Regions from separate parts of the Mus musculus genome. Here region 1 is linked to region 2. A link is a loop called in an ENCODE intact Hi-C map of the cell type or tissue named here. Cell type or tissue: heart. All regions are shown on one strand.

Evidence for each region. Hi-C counts contacts between places; a loop is a spot of excess contacts. Peaks named below come from ENCODE experiments on the same cell type or tissue, not always from the same donor. Only the 100,000 strongest peaks of a DNase experiment are listed, where the experiment ranks them.
Region 1: a loop joins it to region 2, with 4 times the contacts of the local background. A loop is called at or near these places in 2 of 42 quality-filtered maps.

Annotation. Positions count from the first base shown.
Region 1 is chr2:51,428,892-51,436,891 of GRCm38, reverse strand. It overlaps 1700057H21Rik (RIKEN cDNA 1700057H21 gene), which reads left to right. Exons shown (of 3, transcript NR_130155.1): 2 at 663-769. Among named protein-coding and RNA genes, the nearest start is that of 1700057H21Rik, 5.0 kb to the left of the region's middle. In heart, a CTCF peak has its summit at 90 (motif pointing right); no DNase peak of the experiment used is centred here; H3K27ac peaks cover 899 bases.
Region 2 is chr2:51,826,964-51,834,963 of GRCm38, reverse strand. No RefSeq gene overlaps it. Among named protein-coding and RNA genes, the nearest start is that of Gm13490, 99 kb to the right of the region's middle. In heart, a CTCF peak has its summit at 4,483 (motif pointing right); no DNase peak of the experiment used is centred here.

The DNA of each region.
Region 1 (8,000 bases), 400 kb after region 2:
TGTAAGGCAGAAACATTTATAGTAACAAAACTAGGGCGGGGGTGTTTTGCTGACATTGTCTGGGTACCACGAGCATGCACTGCCTGTGGAGGCCAGCAGAGGGCGCAGAATACCCTGAAACTGGAGCTGCAGAGACTTCTGCTGAGAATCCAACCAAGGTCCTCTAGGAGAGCAGCCAGTGATCTTAACAGCCCAGCCATCTCTCCAGCCCCTACTCCTGTCACTTTTTCAGAGACAATGCTTAAATTATAAAAGGGTGGAAATGATGTAACAAAAATATATGTATTTGTAAGTAAACTGTATTTAGTTTTCCTCTGTTGGCGAGGTGGTTAGAATCGATTTAGAAACAAATCCACAGGGCTACTTTTCTCTGTGGTGACTTGCAAGGGGAGAACAAAAACAACACAGTATTCTTTGGGGTCACCCTCCAAGCATTAAGGTGGAAGAGGGTCAAACCAAGCCACCATGTTCACAGCCAGCTGGTGCCCTCTGGATTTCTGTAAGTGGATCCACGCGGTTCACCTCTGACTCCAGATTCTCCCTGTTGAGTTTGGTTCCCTCAGGCCTCAAGGCTGCTCCTTTGTCTCTACCCTGGCTCCCAGGCACATGCTGAGCTCTTCAGCCTTCATTTTCTCTGCAGTTTTCCTTGCCTTCATTTACAGGAAGCAGCTGGGGGTGGAGGTCGAGGGACATTCTCTGGAACTTGTTATTGAACAACAACAACAAAAAAGGCACATGCCACAAAGATCACTTCAAATCAGCGCACCAGGTATTGTCCCATCCTTAAAATATGCTGTGCTGGGCTTCCCTTTTGCAAACTAAGGCCTCACCTGTTTTCTTCCGTGTTGATTTATCCTCTTTTTACATGAGTTTGAATCCCACATGCCATAAATAACACCTCACTTTAATATTCAGAAAAATGCAACCCCCTTCAATGTAGGAAATTTTCTTTCTTAGCACATGAGCCATGCATAATTGGGGAAAAATGTGTTTCCTGCTAGAGCTGGGTGGAACTTCATAAATGCCAGTTGGATCAAGGTTAAGAGCATTAAATCGTTTTTCTTTTTTTCTTTTTTTCTTTCTGGCTGCTTATTACAGCAGTTGTTTCATTTTTTTTTGTATTCTTTCTCTCTTGCCCCTCTCTTCCCCTCTCTCTTACTCTTCCACCCTTCTCCACAACTCTCTCTTCCCCTCTCCCTGCTCTCTCCCTCTCTCTGTTTCTTCCCCCTTCCCCCTCCCATCTCCTCTCTCCTTCTCTTTCCCTCTCTCCCCTCCCTCTTTGTGTGCTTGAATATAAGTCCACATATGCACAGTCCATGTGTAAAAGTCAGAAGACAACTTTGGTGTCAGTCCTTCATCTTGTTGGAGACAGAGAGCCATGTCTAGTTTTCTTCCTGGTGCTCATGACAGGCTACTGCCCTGCAAGGCTCTTGGGACTCTCCACTCACCATAGCCATGTCTCCCTAGGGGTGCTGGGATTACAGAAACACACACTGCCAGCTGGCTCTATGGGAATTCTGGGGATTCAAACTTGGCCCCTGACGCTGGCACAGCTAGTGTTGTATTGACTGAGTGACATACTCAGCTCATATATCAGTTATTGAAATGTGGGGTGCTGGGCTAAAATTCTGGAGGTATTGTTTTTCAGCCTATGTGTTACAGTTAACTATGCACATTTGAATATAAAATGTCCTGCGCAAGCTCATGCGTTTGAACTCCTGGTCATCAGCTAATGATTGTATTGAGAGCTGGGTGGAGGAAATGGATCACCAGGAAGGGTGGCCCTATGGTTATAGCCTGGCTATAGTTTCCCGCCAGAATGCTTTTATGATCTTTTGACATGTACACATTCCCAGCACTGTGGACCAAGGTGCTTTAGCTATCATTTATCTCCTGCCATGAGACTCACCAACTAGCCCTGCTCAAACCACAGGCCAAGATAAATTATTCTCTCCTCAAGTTGCTTCTGGTCAGAGAGTTGGAAGCAGCAATGAGAGAAGTAACGAACACATATGATTTCCTTCATTTGCTACTATATAATTCATGTGTACAGGCAATTCCCAACTATGTATCACTGATCAGTATGGATAGTTTCTGGCAAATGTATTGTTAGACTATTTTACCACTAAGTGAATATCAGAAATGTGTTTGCAAAAGTTTTCTTGATAGCTCACTACAAATCTAGATTATAATCTTATGAGACCACTATAATTCTGTGGTCCACTGATGACTTGTGGTTCACAAATGTCATTATGTCACATAGAACTGTGTGTCTGTGTGTATTCATTAACCTGTGTAGTTACCAATTTCAGAACTTTTTGGTATTTGGGGTAAATATATATTTCTACATAGTATCATTATTTATAGTCTAAAGAATTTCATTTAACGTCTTTAAACAATTTATTTATATTTCTCTAACAATTTTATTAATTAATCTAGATGGAGATTGATAAAAGGTTTATAAAATGTGAAATTATTGGTTGATAAGCTTTGTTTTAAGCACTTTAAGTATCTTATTTTTGTCTTCTTTCATTGATTTTGATAAGAGTCCAGGAAGATAAGAGTCGATTTTTCCTTTGTTTAGTATTTGAATCCTCTGACTGTTGTTAAGATACTCCCTTCGTTGTCGGCTTCATCAGCTTGGTTATGACATAGGTTGCAGTAAATTTTAGAAGTTTTTTGTTCTTTGAGTGCAATGGGTTCTTGTATACATAAATTTTTTTCCAAACTTAGAAAAATTTTGAGATTTGTGTAGGTTTTAGTATCTCCTTGGAAATTGGTTTAGATTTATTTCTTCACTATGTAAATGGCCAAATACCTTTTGTTTTTAAGGAAGAGATTTTCTGTGTTTATTTACTATTCTTATACAAGATTCCATAATAGACATTTTTAATTTTAAAAAGTATTTGTTTTTGGATTTTTGAACTCTAGAACAATTAATTATAATTAACTTTAATTAGCAATTTTGCTGGGTTTTGTACATTAATGTTATGGAAAGCATTTTCACTTAAAGGTTTCAGGTTTTAATAGAGGCAACGTCTTTAGGTTGTAGGGATGAAATATTAAACTCATATTGTTTCTTTTATTTTAATTTAATTTATTTATTTTTATTCTTTAGTTTATCCCCCTCCCAACTGTTCCAAAATCCCACACTTACCCCCCTGTCTGCAAGAGGATGTCCCCTCCCCCCAACCCCTAGACCTCCCCACTCCATGGGGCCCCAAGTCTCTCAAGAGTTAGGTGCATTATCTCTGACTGAGTCCAGACCTGGCAGTCCTCTACTATATATATGTCAGAGGGCCTCGAATCAGCTGATGTATGCTGCCTGGCTGGTGGATCAGTGTCTGAGAGATCCGGGGGATCCAGGTTAGTTGAGACTGCTGGCCCTTCTATAGGGTCACCCTCCTCCTCAGCTTCTTCCAGCCTTTCCCTAATTCAACCACAGGGTTCACTAGTTTCTGACCATTGGTTGGGTGTAAGTATCTGCATCTGGCTCTTTCAGGTGCTGGTTGGGCTTTGCAGAGGGCCATTATGATAGGCCTCTTTTTTGTAAGCATACCATAACATCAGCAGTAGTAGTGTCAGGGCTTGAGGCCTCCCCCTGAGCTGGATCTCAATTTGGGCCTGTCACTGGACCTCCTTTTCCTAAGGTTCTTCTCCATTTTTGCTCCTGTAGTTCCTTCAGACAGGAACAATTCTGGGTCAGAGTTCTTGACTGTGGGATGGCAACCCCATCCCTCCACTTGATGCCCTGTCTTTTTTACTAGAGGTGGACTCTACAAGTTCCCTCTCCCCATTGTTGGACATTTCATCTAAGATCCCTCCCTTTGAATCCTAAGAGTCTCTCACCTCCCAGGTCTCTGGTACATTCTAGAGGATCCCTGCACCTCCTACCTCTTGAGGTTGCCTGTTTCCACTCTTTCTGCTGGCTTTCAGGGCTTCAGTCCTTTTCTCCCCCCAATACCCTATCATGTTCCCCTCTTCCCCTCCCTGTAGCCTTTCCCATCCAGGTCCCTCCCTCCTTCACCCCTTCCTGTGATTGCTTTCTTCTCTTCCCATTTGGGATTGAGGTATCCTCACTTGGGCCCTTTTGTTTTTTACCCTTCTTGAGTTCTGCGGATGGTATCCCAGAAATTCTGTACATTTTTGGCTAGTAATCACTTATTAGTGAGTACACACCATGCATGTCCTTTTGGGTTTGAGTTAACCTTACTCATCATGATGATTTTTTAGATTTTTTCATGCAATATATTTTAACCAGATTCCTCAGTTTGATGCATCCAACTTCATATTCTTTTTCTCTCTTAAAAAGTGTATGTATGCATGTGCATGCCTCACACACACACACACACACACACACACACACAAACACAAACACAAAACACAAACACTTTGAAGTCTATTTGTAAGAGGATGTTGTTTTAAGAAAGTGCCAACTGTCTTTCAAGCCAGCTGCAGTATTTTATATTCCCACCAGCAGTCAGATAGTCACCATGCCCAGCCATGTGTGTTGATGCCAGAGTTTGGGATTTGTACTATTCCGAAGGAATAATACCTAAATGTAATTTGCATTTCTTAAATGAGATGCTAAAGTGTTCTTTTCAAGTTTTCCGCATCTGTATGCTTTATTGGAAGGAATGCTTGGAAAGATCTTTTGCTCATTTTTAAAAAATTGATCATTTTATTTTAAATTGATCATTTTATTTTCTTTTTCTCACTGTTGAATGTTAAGAGTTCCATATGTTTGTGTGAAGTGTCTTTTGTCAGCCGCTCCTCTGTAAATATTTTCTCCACGTCTCAGTTTGTCTTATTTTTATTGACATTTCCTTTCACAGAGCAGAAGTTTTTAATTTTAATGAAGTTAACTTATCAGTTATTCCTTTCCTGGATAAGAGAACAGTTTTTGAGAGAGGGGCCACACTGCTCTTCTCTGCTTTTTGCTGCTGCTTTCGGAATAGGCTCTTGGTAGGAAAGAAATGAGTTAGTGCCCTCCCCTGGCCAAATAACCTCTCCTCTAAACAGGCTCCCATGTTTTTATACTAATAACAAGAATTGAATGGATTTAATAAGCAGAAGAATGCCAACAAGTGATTGTACTTGCTAATCAAGATGACTCAGTGCTCTGACTCATGGTCCTTGCTGGTTTTCTCCACACTGGGATACTTACCCTTTATCCATCGTCCTTGCATCAGATGTGAATAACCTTTTCTGTTCAGATGGACAATCTACACTCTTCTGGCATGACTGAATTCTCCAGATTTATCTTCGGCAGTTCAGAGATGATCTGATTTGCAGAACCTAGACTAGATAAGGAAACTATAGTGGTATGGCTTTGTCTTATGCATGAGATCTGTTCTTCATCATCTCTCTATAGGATTGATTCTACTGTAAGAGCAAATGCCTGATGAGAGATCAGAAAATGATGAACAATTTTTATAAAAATAACGATGCTCAATTGCTGACTTACATTTGAATAAGTCCGAAGCTCCACTAACTAGCTTATGACTGAGTGCTACATGAATACGACATAGTGATGGTGACAATACTTTTCAATATGAAAATGAGTTCTAGAATTGGTGTTGGGAACACATTTACTTAGATGTTTTCAAAGGTTTAAAAATTGAATTGTGGGGGCTGAAGAAATGACTCAGTGGTTAGGAGCCTTGGTTATTGTTCTAGAGGGCCTGAGTTGATATTAGAGTAATGATTTCAACTTGCCCATTTCAAGAATCCATGAACAGGCAAATTAACTTGCTTATACCATAACACTTTAATTGTATTTGCTCGTTTTTTTTCCTTCATGTATTCATTATATACTGCACTTTTGGAAGAGAATATACAATATAGATGTGGATTTATTTGTATTTTTGTAGTTGATAGAGACTAAGACAATTCTATACAAATAATTGTGAAATTTGTGGAAATTTAGAAGGCCTAAATAAATAACACAGATACAAAAACTAGAGCTTATTTAATAAGCACTCATAACTGAAGTAATGAATAGTATTTTAGACACTTCTTTTTGATGTTTTACTATAAGAGAGAACATCATTACTAAGAATGACCTCACATAAGCAAAATTTACAATGAAAACAGACTTTCCTAGATTTCTTAACCAATGTTACCTTTATTGAAATCTTATTAAAATAATGTTCTTATACTAGGGTAGCCAACCTTTTTTAATATAATTTTTGTTATTGTTAATCATTAAAAACTAATAAAATATAACAAATTAGTTACTTTATCCTAAATGATCAAAGACTAGTCTCCATGTGGCGTTTGGTTTTCTGCTGTTTGAGCCCTTTCCTCCTTTTTTGTCTTGCTTCGGTTTAGCTGCCACCACAGTCTCTGCATTAATGTGCTTGTCTTAACGTGAGATTCTGGCTGCATCAAACGTATTACTTCTAATTTGTTCTTGGAAAGTACAGTAGTTACCAAGCTTGTTAGAAATGTCTAAAATACAAGTTAATGGAATCTGATTAGGACTCTACTCGTGGTAAAATGTATGAGACTTAATGGAGGTATGTTTTGGTAGTCAACACATAATGGATCATTAATAATTTATTTGCTGTTCTTATTATTTCATATTTAGCTTTATATTTGACTATAATTGTAGCTTGGCCACTCAATTTTAACAAAATGACCCATGAATATATCCTTTATGCAACATAATAGTACATTTATATGCCTGTCTCCTGATTTACATTTTTTCCATTTCAAGAAACATGAACAACGAACTCAAACCATTACGTTAGAACATGTCAAAACTGCTATTAATAACTCTAAATGCATTTCTTAACTGTAAAATTAAAATATTATGCCAGGTATGGACTCGCTTAAAATTAGCAGTGACATGGTTGAAAACTTCTTTTCATTTTAAATGTAGGGGCCTAAAAAAATGTCACGTGGAACTCTGCCAATTCCTCCTTAACAATGTGACTGTAGCTGCCATAATTAGTGTCAAGTCTGCAGTGCCTCTCAGTGCATTTTTCCTCTACGTGCAGATAAGATAACTCCTAGCTGAGTGGTCAGCATGGCTGAGGGTTCATTGCAGAGTTCTTCCAACTGTTGCCAGAGCAAAATGTCTCTCAGGTCACCAAAGCTCTCGTTGACATTGATGTTCCAAAAATGGGGAATGCGTTGACTCTAATGGATCATAATTCTCAAGAAATGCTCTCGAGGAGTTGGGTTTTCATAGTAAATCTTTCCATATATTGTAATGACTTCCTGCTCTGTATTGGAATATAGGTCTTAGCTTTTAGATCTTAGTCTAACATTTTGGTGATACAACCACTTAATATCTATGTCAGTTATCATAAGCTTGTTGAGAATCCAAAGTTCTATTTCATCATCTGAATTCCAGATGGTTTAAAAACTACATGTTTGCCTGTTATGTTTGTTTCTACCTCAAACAAATAATGAAAGTAAAATTCATACTGCTATTCTCTTTTTTTTTTTAATTATTTTTTATTTTTTCGAGAGGGGTTTCTGTATATAGCCCTGGTTGTCCTGGAACTCACTTTGTAGACCAGGCTGGCCTCAAACTCAGAAATCAGCCTGCTTCTGCCTCCTGAGTGCTGGGATTAAAGGCATGCGCCACCTGAAACAAGCAGTTATTTGCAACCAGTTTGTAAACCAGAGCAGAAACGTATAATCATTATTACCTTTTCATAACTTGAGCCTTCCAAATTAATTCCAAGCTCTAGCTAGTCAATGTCAGCAACTATATTAAATATACGTTTTTATTTCTACTCCCAAATCTTTAGTAGAGCATATAATTGTTTTTGTATTATATTTGATGTAGTTTCCTGTGCCCCAAGTTGTGAAACTGTTCATAATAAAATTTTTGTCACACAGTATTCTTTTTCCTTGCTTTATGTTTTGAAAGTTGTTATGCAAATAAACATACAACAAAATGTACATGTTTAACATATAAAATTATACAACTATTTTACTGGCAATATATTTGAACAAGTGATGTTTCGTAAAAATATTTCCAT
Region 2 (8,000 bases):
TGAAAAAAATGGCTAAGAATTGAGTGAGGGTGACTATTCTAGTTTTATGTTGGAGACCTGATAATCATTAAAAATAATATTTGAGGTAAGGAGGAAAGAAATACATTAAGTGGAAACAATGGGTAGAGGTAAACTAAAGATATAGCTTTATAAACATTAGGGAAGACAGGGAAGCGGGTCTGTTTGGGGTAATCAGTCCCACATGGGCAACTCTATTTTCCCCATCTGTTGGGCCAGATGTGCGACCTATATATATTTCTATTCTGAATTGTCTTTCTTCATTGATGTGCTTCCTTTTTATAGAGACCTTCTGTGGTTAGTGATATAAGGTCTTAAATCTAAACATCAAATCATGTAGTTGTAAAAGCACTTATGCTATGGAACCCAGTCCCAAGCAGGTTGATTTTGAAGCCAAGACATAAAGGTACATCTGGTCTACCTTCCTTTCACCTTAAGAAAATAATAAACAGAAAAAAAAATCTAAGAATAGTAATGGACTTGAGCTCTGTAGACTTGTACATAAAATGAAGGCCAAATATGAAGATACACTAATTGGCTGACTGACCAAGACAGTACCATGTAGTATTAACCCTATGTTACTCTTTAAACTGTCATGAATTATGCTCATAGTTCATATTTCATCATCTCCTATAATTCAAAGATCAAAATAAAGTCTGTCCTCTTATTTTCCTAGGGTTCAGTCAGTGTACCACAATTCTATATTTTCTCTTCTGAATGAAAAATGAAGGTTGATGATAGTTATCCAGTGGTTTTCAAACTATAACCTGCAGGGCTCCCTCAGGAACTGCAGTAGGCAAGTCGTGAGTCAGGACTAAAGGTTCGGTCCTGATATTACCTTTTGTAGAACTTGTTCATTTTAAATGTGAACCCCTATCCTTCCAACTATATTACTGCTTTATAGAGTCTGTCTTTGGTGGCTAGGCATCTCATCTCATTTTTCTTCCCAAGTAAGTTTTTCTTTAGTGGCCCTGCTCCAGAGAGATCCACCCATTTTGTCAACCTAGATCCTTCCTCCAAGGTTGATCTGTTAAACTGCATTCTCTACTTTTTCGATAAGAGATCTAGGGTTCCATGCACATCCTAAAGAGTGTGGAGGTACATCTCATTCCCTTGTTATGTATCCTAAGCCTTAACTCCCATTCTATTCACACACACACACACACACACACACACACACACACACACACACACACACACACACACACACACACACGCTCGTGTGCAAACACATGCACACACTCACAAACTGTCACCTGCATGCACACATAAATATTCACTTCTTTAGGGCTTTCCCTCTATTGTGTTTGTCTGTTTGTAGCTCTTAACCTCTTTGCATGACATGGGGACCACTTCACTTTTGATCACTTGCTGCCATGGGCCCAGATAGGGCCAGTGATGCTGTAATTCCACCAATGTCTACAAGCTGTTGTTACCTATTTCTACACTTGAATTCTTGGTGTCAGGAAACACAACTTTTGCTCTCCCAGAGTTTATCTTGATTGTTACTTTACAGCAGGGTCCCCCAATCCTGACGTTACCCTCAACTAGCTGCAGAGCTCTAGAAAAATGTCAAGGCCTAGTTTCCTACTTCTAGGATACTGGTTTATCTCGTTCTGTGGCATGATTGTTAATCTTCATTGTCAGCTAGACTAGATTTAGACCATCTAGAAGACATACCTCTAGGCAAGTCTGTGAGGACATTTTCTGTGAGCGATTTAGTGAAAGATAGGAGGTCCACCTAGAATAAAAGGCGGCAAGTAAGAAAGTTTGAAGAATACATGCATTCATTTCTGTCTGCTTCTTTTGTGTAGGTGCAATATAACTATCTGCCTCATGTTTCTGCATCTATGTTTTCCCCACCACAAAGGGTCATTCCCCTCAAATCACGAGTCTAAGTATTTCCTCCCTTAAGTTGCCTCTATCAGGCATTTGTCACAGCAATGAAAAAGTAACTAATATGGACGATTGTTGCTCAGCTAATTACAGTGGTGTCTAGTATTGAGAATCCCTACCTTGGGTAAAGACTCTAAGTGATGAGTGCCCAAGTAATAACAATGGAGTCTCCTCACATTTCCATATGTCACCAGGGATGTTGTCAGAGCTTCTGCCCATTTCTGATTCAGGTTAAGGTTTAAGAAGCCCACCAGTCCACCTCACCATTCCTGTGGGCTAGATGACACTTAAGGAGCCTCCTGGAGTACCACATAGTCTCTGGGTCTATTGTTCTCACAGAACCCCATACGTCCTCGCAGTTGACTGGCACAGCACCTGGGCCTTGATGGGAACTCACTATGCTTGGAATCATCTGCTCAGAAAACTCAGAGCTGACATGTAGACTTTCCTGACAATTCATGGAGGGTGAAGGGTCGAGGGAGGTATTTATATCACACACACACACACACACACACACACACACACACACACACACACACACACACCCCAGAGAACAAGTCCACCGTCATTTATTAAGAAAATCTTTGAGTCTTGGCTGCCCTCAATTTCTGGGAACAGTTTCCTCTGGTACCACTCAGCACTCAGCTTCTTTGCTTCTTATCACTGTAGCAATAGAATTCCACTTTCCTGTGCTAGTCGCCTATCTCCTCCAACTTGTTAACTTGCATTAGTAAACCCAAGAAGGCATTGGTTGATCAAAACTCACCCTTTACTTGGTTTATCCTGTTAGAAAACACTTATTGATCATACTCTTTTTTTCCCCTCCACTATACAATCCAAAGCCGGGTGGGTTGTGACAGAGTCCATTCTCATAGCTCTAGAGAATGTTAAATGTAACGGTGACTCTGGGGAATGTTAAATGCAACTGTGAAGATTTTCTTGTTTCACCCCTACTCCCTTCCTCCCCCCCAAAGAAAAAAATGGATGTTTCCTTCACCTTCATAAATCTCCAAGCCATCTATTTTCCTTCTTTGTAGACAATGGAGTTCCTTGGGTTGGATGGGGAAGGGCTCCAGGCAGGCAAAACCTTTTTTTTTTTTTTCTCTTTTGTCAGCACCCAAAAGAATGAGTTTGGTCTCCTTCATTTCCAAGTGGGTGATAAGAGAAACATTGTACTTCAAATTTAATAAAGATGGGAAATTTTCTTCAGGGAAATTCATCTTTCAAATGTCAATGGACAACTTGAAATTTATGTTAGACTCCTCTAGAAATAAGAACTGCTGGCGATTAGAGAAGCTTGGGAGTGATTTCTGCATGCATCCAAAATAAGGAAGTTTTTACTTTACTTGACAAGGAAATTAAAGGCAGTGAATAGATTATTCAGTGGACTGCTGATGTGGCCCAACGTCCTCCTGGCAGGTGCACTGTGCTCAAATATACATGATAATGCTTCAAATGTAAATAAGGTTAATGAATTTTAATATTCCTCGGGATCTTGTATGCACGCTCCCATTTGCATAGTGACTTATTTCGCAAGTCCCTTTGTAAATATTGCAATGAAATAAACATAAGAGAAGAACACAAAGAAGTGCATACAATTAACTCAGCAGACAGCCCTCCATGAAGGCCGATTGGATCATATCACAGGATCACAGGCATCAGGGGTGGAAGAGTCCCCTAAGCAGGCCAGCTGATCCTTCTTTATAGCGGGAATTATTTTTTTTAGGGGCTTTCAAAAAATTAGCTTGGATCAAATCAATGTGCTTCAGGTGACAGGGTTTGCCTTCAGAAAGACATTTGCAGAGTCTCTATTTGAAGAACTGTGGTCTGCAAGATGCGGTGTAAGGGATGAAGAAGGGAGGCCTCTACCAAACCCTCTGGGCATACACGTACACTATGAATGGGGTAGCTCCTGACTGGGCATCCTCACCAGGCCTTGAACTTATTCTAGAAAGCATCATAGCACAAATACTGTCTAGAATGTGTGTGTGTGTGTGTGTGTGTGTGTGTGTGTGTGTGTGTGGTGTGTGTGTGTGTTGAGGTGTTCTTTTGGACTTGTTCACTTGGAATCTTTAGCGTCCCCCATGTGTCATGTGTCAGTGGCTAGGTAGAGAGAGAACATTAAAACCATGTGGTACAGTTGATTTCAGTGGAATGTATACACTAAGGTTTTCATTTTTATGTATTTTTTTTAACTATGTGCCTCTATAACATTGGCTTGTAGGCAAGTTGCTGGGGGGGGGCATTTCCTTGATTTGTGATTGATGTCCACTGTGGATGATGTCATGCCTGGGCTGGCGGTCCTGGGTTCTTTAAAGCTGAGCAAGCCATGGAGGGCAAGCCATTAAGCGGCTTTCCCCTATGGCTTCTGTTTCCATCTCTGTCCTCTTTTCTCTTCATAAAGAACCATAATCTGTAAGATGCTTTTCCTCCCTGAGTCATGATGATATTGCGTTTGTTATGGCATTTATCACAGCAATAGAGAGCAAACTAGGACAGCGAATAAGAGGGAAGACCACACAGTTTCTAAATATTGCCTTGAAAGCAAGTCTGTTCGGTCAGCAGAGGGAGCTCCAATCAGGAAACACGAAGGAGGAAAAGAAATGAAGCCTGTACTTCAGAGGAGGCAGGGTTCCAGCAGGGGTCAGGAGTTCAGTTCGAGTTTTCTGAAGGAAAAACAAAATGAAAGCATTAGAAAGGAAAGAGATCAGAAAATTGCTGCAAGAGTAATAATAATAAATTTAAAATGGGAGGGAATTAGGTGGCATGATTAGCAGCTGTCACTACCTCGATCAGAAAAGCTGGTTAATTGCCCATGTAATACAGGTGCATAATTTCCTACCCATACACTTCACGGGGGACTCACAAATGAATTACATGCCACTTCCATTAGGTTGCTGACGATGTAAGTCCAAGCAATACCTTTGACTTAGAAGGAACTACAGTGATTAAAAACTAGCTTCATAAATGCATACAGAAGTGCTCTCTCTCTCTCTCTCTCTCTCTCTCTCTGTGTGTGTGTGTGTGTGTGTGTGTGTGTGTGTGTGTATGTGTTTCCAAGGCCTTGGATTGAAGGTAGGGGTTATGATTTGCTTCTTTGTTACAGAGATTTGAGAAGAAGGCCTGAGAGTTAAACTGCTTTGTCCTCAATTGATGGGCGTCACAACACAAACACCATGAAATTCATCATTCGATTTATTGCCTTATGCAGCTAAGTACCCCACATAAGTTCAAGAGTTTCTGCAAGCACCACACTCCTACTTGCCCAGTTTTCTTTCCCTCATTAACTCTGGCCTCTGACACTTGGTGGTAGCCAATGGTCCCCACAGAAATTCTGACGTTGTGGGACAGAGTCCAAGTGGAAAAAAGAAACTTGTGGGGATTTGCTGATCTCCTGTTCTTTTTTTGCTTATCAATCTTTAATGCCTGATGGATGTCAAATGCAAACAACATCAGTGACTACAAAACATGTTCTCTCTCTCTTTTAAGGCTAAGCATACTTGGCTATTCCTTTAAAATATTCTAGTCCTGAAAACTGGGATGTACCTTCTATCATACTTCAAGCATTCAGAAGCACCCCTCATTGTGGTGCTTGAAGGAAGTGGACCCTCTTTCCCCGTATATGATTTTTTTTAAAGTTGAAATTTGTTTTCTTCATATAATGTATTTTGATCATTTCCCCTCCCCTAACCCTTCCCAGATACCTACCCAACTTTATGTTCTTTCTCTCTATTTCAACAAACAAAAAATAAAAATTTAGAAGCAAAAATATAAACAAAACAAAAAACAAAAATCATACACAACCCTTCCCACAAAATCACATATCAAAAACAAAGACCAATAAGAAAAAAATAAAGGCCAAAACAAGCCCTAATGAAAGAGAGTCCACAAAAAAATACAACTTTTTTTTTTCTGTGATGGCCAACTATTCTTGGGCATGGGGACTGCCCTGGAGAATGGTTAATATACTTAAGATACTCCTTTAGAGAAAATCTATTTTCCCTTTGCCAGCAGATTTTTAGTTAGGGTGGGACACTATGTCCACTTCTAAGTCTCAGAACTGGTTCTGTCTTGAACACGTATGTGCAGGTCTGTGGATGCTCCCACAGCCTCTGTGGTTTCATGTGTACATCAGTCCTCTTGCGTCAGGAGAATGCTTCCTTGCAGTCATCCATCCCCTAGGGCTCTTATAATATTTCTGCCTCCTCTCCCACATAGATCCATGAGCCTTGAGGAGAGGAGTTTGATGAAGACATTCTGCCTAGTACGGAGTACTTCAAGGTCTCTCATTCTCTGCATAGCATCAAGTTGTGAGATGCTGTTTTGTTTCCCATGCACTTCAAGAGAAAGCTTCTCTGATGAAGGTTGAGGAAAGCACTGACATGTGGGAATACTACTATGTCTTTAGCAGTCATTTTATTGCTATGCTCTTTTAGCAGAATGAGAATGTAGGTTTCCCTTTAGGCTCTGCTGTAAGGTTATTGTCTACTTTAGCAGCATCCGGTATGCGTTCCATCTCATAGAGTGGGCCTTAAATCCATTAGGTCAGTGGCTGGTTACACCTAAACCATTTGTCCTACTATTATACCAGTCCACCTGTCAGGCAGGGAGCTGCTGAAGGTCACAGGGTTTGTAGTCAGGTGATATTGATGATTAAAGTTCCCTTCTAGTAGTTACAGAATACCTTCTAGCACCATCAATGCTAGTCAGTAGGGATAATGCTTCTACTTAGGCACTAGCTTGACTTCTCTATGTCTGGGACATGAAAGTGTTTTCTTAAGCAATAGGGCCTTACCATTAGGCTGTGGGGAGCAACTAAGAGTTGTAGTAGTAGCCTGTGATGTTTGGTGGTGGTGTTGTTGTTGTGTATAAGACCCCTTTGGACAATGACTCAACAAGATGTAATCATCCCTGGCCCTGGGGCTTTTACTTTGAGGCATAAGATGTCCAATTGGTATCTGAGGGCACCTGCACACATGTTGTGCATAAACAGACACAGATACACATGTGTACACATTAAAAAAAAAAGAAAGAAATTTAAGTTCTAACTCCCTAACCCCAAAAATTTTAACGCTAGTCAGAAGGCTCAGTGAATGGGATACTTGTTGCAAAAGCATGCAGATCTGAGTCCACATCCTGCCTTCAATGAGAGACCTGGACAAAAAAATAAAAACAAAATCAAAACAAGCAGAAAGGTGAAGAGTGATTGAGGAAGACTCTCTGCATAGCCCTCTAGCTGTGCATGCCCACACACCCTGCAGGCCTCTTCCTCAAAGGTATTTTTCTTGCTCATCGCTCACATATTTATGTTAGCACAAACAGGTTTCAGTTGTGGAAACCTGAGCTTATCTATTTCTATGATAATAATTATTGTGCTTTCTAACTTGGATTTCTTATGACCATTTGAAAAAAATTATTTCCCCCCCCCTTGGGTGCTGAAGTGATTGGAAAGTCTTAAAAGCACTTAAGGCCTCATATGTACCAAATTGTCTACTTATACAAATACACTGTAGGCCTAGACTTCTCAAAACCTACTTTACTAAGGGTTCTCACATGCTTCAACCTCCTTTCTAACCCAAAGGTAGGGAAGAAAGATGGTTAATAGGACAAGGGGAATGTGGACCTGTTTAGAAGTAGTTCTTTGGGGATGATTCCAATCTATCAGGATATCAAGAGTCCAGTCCAAAACATCAGTAGTGGCAATCTAGTCCAATCAGCAAACACCAAAAATGAATCAGTAGTACTGCCTCAATCCAGAAGAAACTCTGAGGGTCTGCCAAGTTGGCATGAGTCTGCTGAAGCAGCAAGAAGCAGCCAGAATACCATAAGAGCCATTAGAAGTTCTTTGGTGCTTTGCTCTCTATGAAGTCACAACAAATGAAGGTCAGAGAAGTGTTGCAAGGCAAACTAATGAAAGAACACTGCTCCTTATCTGTTGGGTTCCAATAATAATCTTTCCAAACATAACGGGTCCTGTCAAGTGTCTGCCTCAGCAAAACATCCTCTCATATGTCTGCTTCAACAAAACATCCACTCAAAAGACAGATTCCAGAAAAGCATCACACGAGACAGCTGAGCCTCTAAAG